Regions from separate parts of the Homo sapiens genome. Here region 1 is linked to region 2. Evidence: read pairs that join two places in POLR2A ChIA-PET (ENCODE). Cell type or tissue: PC-3. All regions are shown on one strand. Each heading gives the region's core, and the rest is flanking DNA. Links, peaks and the distances in the headings are about the cores only. Region 1 overlaps ZAN (zonadhesin). Region 2 holds the start of FAM200A (family with sequence similarity 200 member A).

Evidence for each region. Peaks named below come from ENCODE experiments on the same cell type or tissue, not always from the same donor. Only the 100,000 strongest peaks of a DNase experiment are listed, where the experiment ranks them.
Region 1: POLR2A ChIA-PET joins it to region 2 with 19 read pairs; 2 of 35 experiments call an interaction of 5 or more read pairs at or near these places.

The regions. Positions count from the first base shown.
Region 1 is chr7:100,777,461-100,780,370 of GRCh38, reverse strand. It overlaps ZAN (zonadhesin), which reads right to left. Exons shown (of 48, transcript NM_003386.3): 35 at 621-925. Among named protein-coding and RNA genes, the nearest start is that of ZAN, 45 kb to the right of the region's middle. In PC-3, for the core only: no CTCF peak of the experiment used is centred there; no DNase peak of the experiment used is centred there.
Region 2 is chr7:99,550,397-99,553,306 of GRCh38, reverse strand. It overlaps FAM200A (family with sequence similarity 200 member A), which reads left to right and starts at 1,193. Exons shown (of 2, transcript NM_145111.4): 1 at 1,193-1,453. LOC105375422 (a long non-coding RNA gene) reads right to left here and starts at 1,142. Exons shown (of 3, transcript XR_927801.4): 1 at 823-1,142. RefSeq lists an enhancer at 1,447-1,636. In PC-3, for the core only: no CTCF peak of the experiment used is centred there; a DNase peak (open chromatin) is centred at 1,156; H3K4me3 peaks cover 1,968 bases; H3K27ac peaks cover 488 bases.

The DNA of each region.
Region 1 (2,910 bases), core at 239-2,738, 1.2 Mb before region 2:
TTAAAAGTATTTTAAATTTTTTAATACTTTATACGTTTTTGAATCCTGCAAATGTGTTACCTATTAAAAAAAACTCTATTGAATTCCTGTTTTAAATTGTAAAAGTTTCTGGCGTTATATAGTAGTGATGGTTGCACAACTTTATCAAGATACTAAAAGACACTTTTTTTTTTTTTTGAGATGGAGTGTTGCTCTTTTTGCCCAGGCTGGAGTGCAACGGCGCGATCTCGGCTCACTACAACCTCCGCCTCCCAGGTTCAAGCAATTCTCCTGCCTCAGCCTCCCGAGTAGCTGGGATTACAGGCATGTGCCACCACACCCGGCTAATTTTGTATTTTTAGTAGGATGGGGTTTCACCATGTTGGCCAGGCTGGTCTCGAACTCCTGACCTCAGGTGATCCACCCACCTTGGCCTCCCCAAGTGCTGGGATTATAGGCGTGAGCCACCACACCCAGCAAAAAAAATTTTATATAAAAATTAAAAAATAGTCCTTGTCAAAGAAACAATGAGGGCTGAGTTAGTCAGGAACGAACAGGAAGGAGAGTGAGGGAGCTCTCAGGGAAGCAGAGAGGGAAAGGGGGTTTGGGAGGGGTTTGGGGTGACAGCAGGGCACACTCACGGCAGAAGCTGCTGTTTCTCCAGAGTGGGGGCTTGAGCCCCTGGCTCTGGCAGGTGGCCCCGAAGGCTTGCAGAGCCTGGCAGAGGGCCTGGTAGAGACCTCCGAACTCACAGAGGGTGTTTGCACAGTCCACCAGGAAGGGCGTGAGGTCTATGCGGGAGGCGCACTGGGCCCACACAGGAGCCCGGAGCGCTGCCTCGCACTTTTCCCGCGCCCTGCGGAGGTCGGCCGCCCTGCAGTTTCCACTCGGGTTCTCCTGCTGTTCCGCTGGAATCTGCTGCTCATCTACCAGGAGACTCTGACAACTGGGAAGGGAAAAGAATCAGCCTAGGGACAGCCGTCCCCCTACTATGACACAAAATTTTTTTTTCTTTAGGGGGAGTCTTGCTCTGTCACCCAGGCTGGAGTGCAATGCAACAGTCTCAGCTCACTGCAACCTCTGCCTTCCCTCCCATGTTCAAGCGATTCTCCTGTCTCACTCAGCCTTCCGAGTTGCTGAGACTACAGGCACCCACCACCACGCCCGACCAATTTTTTTTTTTTTTTTGGAGACAGAGTCTCACTCTGTCACCCAGGCTGGAGTGCAGTAGTGCAATCTTGGCTCACTGAGACCTCCGCCTCCCGGGTTCAAGCGATTCTCCTGCCTCAGCCTCCCGAGTAGCCGGGATTACAGCCACCCGGCACCATGCCTAGCTAATTTTTGGTTTTGGTTTATCTGGAGACAAGGTCCCACTGTATCGCCCAGGCTGGAGTTCAGTGGTGTGATCTTGGCTCACTGCAACCTCTACGTCTCAGGTTAAAGCGATTCTCCTGCCTTAGCCTTTTGAGTAGCTGGGATTACAGGCACCCGCCACCATGACCGGCTAGTTTTTGTATTTTTAATAGAGACGAGGTTTCACCATGTTGGCAAGGCTGGTCTTGAACTCCTGGCCTCAAGTGATCCACCCGCCTCGGCCTCGCGAAGTGCTGAGATATCAGGCCTGAGCCACCACGCCTGGCCCTATGACAATGATCTGGTGCTCCCAAATGACCCAGAGAGACCTCTCAGGGATTCCCCACCCTCCTAACCCTTCTGGTGTTCACAGGGAAGCTGGTCTGAGCTCTGGCCAATCTTCCATCGGCCTCGTCTTCTCTCAGATTTCCTTTTTTGCTTCCCAATCTGTCGCCCAGTCTGGAGTACAGTGGTGTGATCAAGGCTCACTGCAACTTCAATCTCCCAGGCCCAAGGGATCGTCCCACCTCAGCCTTGTGAGTAGCTGGGACTAACCACACCTGGTTATTTTTCTTTCTTTTCTTTTTTTTTTTTTTCTGTAGAGATGAGGTCTTGCTATGTTGCCCAGGCTGGTCTCAAACTCCTAGGCTCAAGCAATCCTCCCACATTGGCCTCACGAAGTGTTGGGATTAGAGGCGTGAGCCACTGCACCCGGCTGTTTTTAAACTTTTTAAGACAGCATCTTGCTCTGTCATCCAGGCTGGAGTGCAGTGATGCAATCATAGCTCACTGTAGCCTTCAAATCTCGGACTCAACCAATCTTCCTGCTGAAGCCTCCCAAATAGCTGGGACTACAGGCATGTGCCACCATGGCTGGCTAATTTTTGTTTTTAATTTTTTTGTAAAGATGGGGTCTTGCTATGCTGCCTAGGCTGGTCTCAAACTCCTGGCCTCAAGTGATCCTCCAGTCTTGGCCTCCCAAAGTGCTGGAATCACAGGCATGAGCCTCTGCTCCTGCTCCTCCTCCAAGGTTTCTAAGCGAGGAAAGGAAGCTTTCACATTTCCTCAAGTGGGTTCTAGCAGCCTTGAGATGGATCAATTACACACATCGCCCCAGAATGCCCAGAAGTCATCGCCCTCAAATCACACACACAAAGCAACATTCTGGCCTGTAATCCCAGCACTTTGGGGGGCCGAGGCGGGAGGATCATTTGAGCCCAGGAGTTTGAGACCAGCCTGGGCAAAAGTGGCAAGACCCTGTCTCTACAAAAAATTTAAAAATTGAAGAAGAAAAAAGGAACATTCTGGTCTTCCTGCCCCAGGTGTGCCCTACAGTCTGGCTCCCTAGCTCATGTTGCTATGAAAAGCTGGAGGGGTGGCCAGGCACAGTGGCTCATGCCTGTAATCCTAGCACTTTGGGAGGCTGAGTGGGGCGGATCACTTGAGGTCAGGAGTTCAAGGCCAGCCTGACCAACATGATGAAACTCCGTCTCTACCTAAAATACACAAATTAGCCAGACGTGGGGCGTGGTGGTGTGCACCTGTAATCCCAGCTACTCGGGAGGTTGAGGCACGAGA
Region 2 (2,910 bases), core at 171-2,670:
ACAAAGAAGAAAAATACAGTGTGTAGCAATGTAATGACTCTTAGCGATGACTTGGAACCCTGGAAGGAAATATGAGGATGTATCTGGAGGAATAAGTTGAGACTATGATGTCATCACGGAGGACTGTAGGTTAGAAAGCCAGCCAGTGATAAAGGAGCAAAGATTGGATTTGACGGTGCCCTAGGAGGAAAAAAAAAAAAAAAAAAATATATATATATATATATATATATATATATGTGTGTGTATATATATATATGTGTGTGTATATATATATACATGTATATATATGTGTATATATATGTGTGTGTATATATATGTGTGTATATATATATATGGAGCAAAGATGCACTTAAGTGGATTATTGAGAAGACTCGTGGGTAGGTAGAAAATGGCAACCATAGCAAGATCAAACCCCCTAAGGAATGGAGCATTAGTGAGGGTCTAGAAGGTAATTCGGGATACCACGTAATCATAGGCTCTGTATCAGGTAGCCGTTCCTTTTGTAGGCTTTTATCTTATTGGGCTGTACCACAGACTTGCCCAGAACTTTTAGAGTCATGCCCCAGCCATTCAAGGTCTCAGTTACTGTTTTATAAAAGGTGAAGTTATTCTTGATCTAATCATAGAAGCCCTAATTATTACAATAACACTTGGACAGCAAAAACGCCTCAAATTCAACTTATTTCACCGTTGCTAATCTGAAAACTCCCTGGAAACATAAGGCAAACTCAGAATTTTATAACTATCTAGTGTTGGAAAGAACGTCTGTTGCCTATAGATCAAGTATTTGAAAATACTGCCCATTCAACTGGCAATACGTACATAATCAGCGTCTCAAGAGACAATCCCTTCGATTTGTGAAACCATTTATTCTTGATCTTCCTGTCTCCACCCTCGTTTCATTCAGCTCCTCTGCCACAGACAATCACTATTTTTATTGTAACTATTACAATTATTGTCATCAAGAAAAATAGAAGGAACATATAAATATCTGAGCAGGGCGGTATAAAGGGAAATTCATCCCTTTTTCCCCGCCCTGTGCACCTCCTCGGAGCGGACAAGCTGAGGAGCAAGATCCCCAAACCCGAGATTAGAGCCCTACACAGGGATGCAAAGTCCTCCCGCGATCCTAGAGAGGACCCCGAAGCGGAGCGCAGCTCCGGAAGGCGGGTGTGACGCACTTCCGGCTTTTGTGACGCTTTCCCTGGGCTCTGAAGGCCAGGGGGCTTGGATGTGAGTCTAGTGCTCCTGGTCCCCAAAGTCACAACCCCTTCTATCCCAGCATCCCAGACTTCTCCGGGCGGGGACAGAGTTGGACGTGCATGGCTGTGTCCTGCAATCCCCTCGCCACGACCGCCCGGGACGGAGTGGAAGCGGGTCCGTGCCCCCGTTCCTCGCGCCAGCCTCGGCGGTGGCAAGCGCTGTCCCCCAGCAGAGGTGTCCCTGGATACAGGTGGGAAGGGAACGAAGTTTTGGTTTCCGGATTGGAGACACCCCTGGGACTGGAGAGAGGCGGTCTGCGTGTCCCTTCTGGACCCCCAGTCCTGGTGTTTTACCCCAAAGACGCGCGGACAAAATGACCCCAGTCAGATATCTGTGCTCCCCAGTTGTGCCCACTGGTTTTTCTTGTGGTGGGGGCTTTTCTGGTTTCCTGGGTACCCCGAGTTGTAAAATTCTGGCGATCTTACACGATACCAAGTGCCATTGGCCTTATAATTTGTTTTATTCGGATGGGCTCGTTAAGCCAGTGTCCGCGGATGATATGTTCACCCTCAAACCCAGTACCATTATGGTGGTGATTAGAGTGAAGGCCGGGCGCAGTGGCTCACGCCCATAATCCCAGCACTTTGGGAAGCCTAGGCAGGCGAATCGTTTGAGGCCAGGAGTTCTGAGATCAGCCTTGCCAACCTAGAGAAACCCTGTCTCTACTAGAAATACAGAAAATTAGACGTGGCGGCACACGCCTGTAATCCCAGCTGCTTGGGAGGCTGAGGCAGGGGAATCGCTTGAACCCGGGAGGCGGAGGTTGCAGTGAGCCAGGATCGCGTCACTGCACTCCAGCCTGGGAGACAGAGAGAGAGAGTGAGACTCTGTCTCAAAAACAAAAAAAGAGAATGTTTGAAGCCTACTGAATAAAGAAGTGATTTGGATATAATAGGAAAAGCTCATTTACACTTCACCCTTTCCTTTCAAGACTTTAGGAAGGGGTCTTTTTGTTTCTTTGGTTGGTTTTTTTGTTTTTGAGACAGAGTCGCCCAGGCTGGAGTGCAGTGGTGCGATCTCGGCTCACTGCAACCTCCAGCGCCCGAGTTCAAGCTTCTCCTGCCTCAGCTTCCTGAGTAGCTGGAATTACAGGCGCCTGCCACCATGCCCGGCTAATTTTTGTACTTTTAGTAGAGACGGGGTTTCGCCATGTTGGCCAGGCTGGGAAAATGAACTCCTGACCTCAGGTGATCCGCCCGCCTCGGCCTCCCAAAGTGCTGCAATTACAGGGGTCAGCCACCACGCCCTGCCAGGAAGGGTTTTAAATGAGCAATTTCGGACATGGGGGGTTTTCAGTTGTGGGAGGTATCTATGCTTGACATCGAGGGATAAAGGAGAGAAGGGAATTTGTGGACGGTGCAGCGGACCATTGGGGACTGGTACCAGTTCTGCCATTGATGTTCTTGGATGAAACACATAGACCCACCAAGTCTCAAATGTGTCCTAAGTAAAGTAAAATAGATTATCTCAAGGTCTCTTCCAATTTTGGAATCTGCCGATAGACTGAATTTAACATTCAGCTAAGCAAAACCTATGGCCCCACATTCATTTCCATTTGTGCCACCAACATACAGAAAGTTACTTGCATTATTGAGAGAGGCTAAGTGACACAGTACCAAAGAAAAGGGGTTCGTTGGCCAGGTGCTG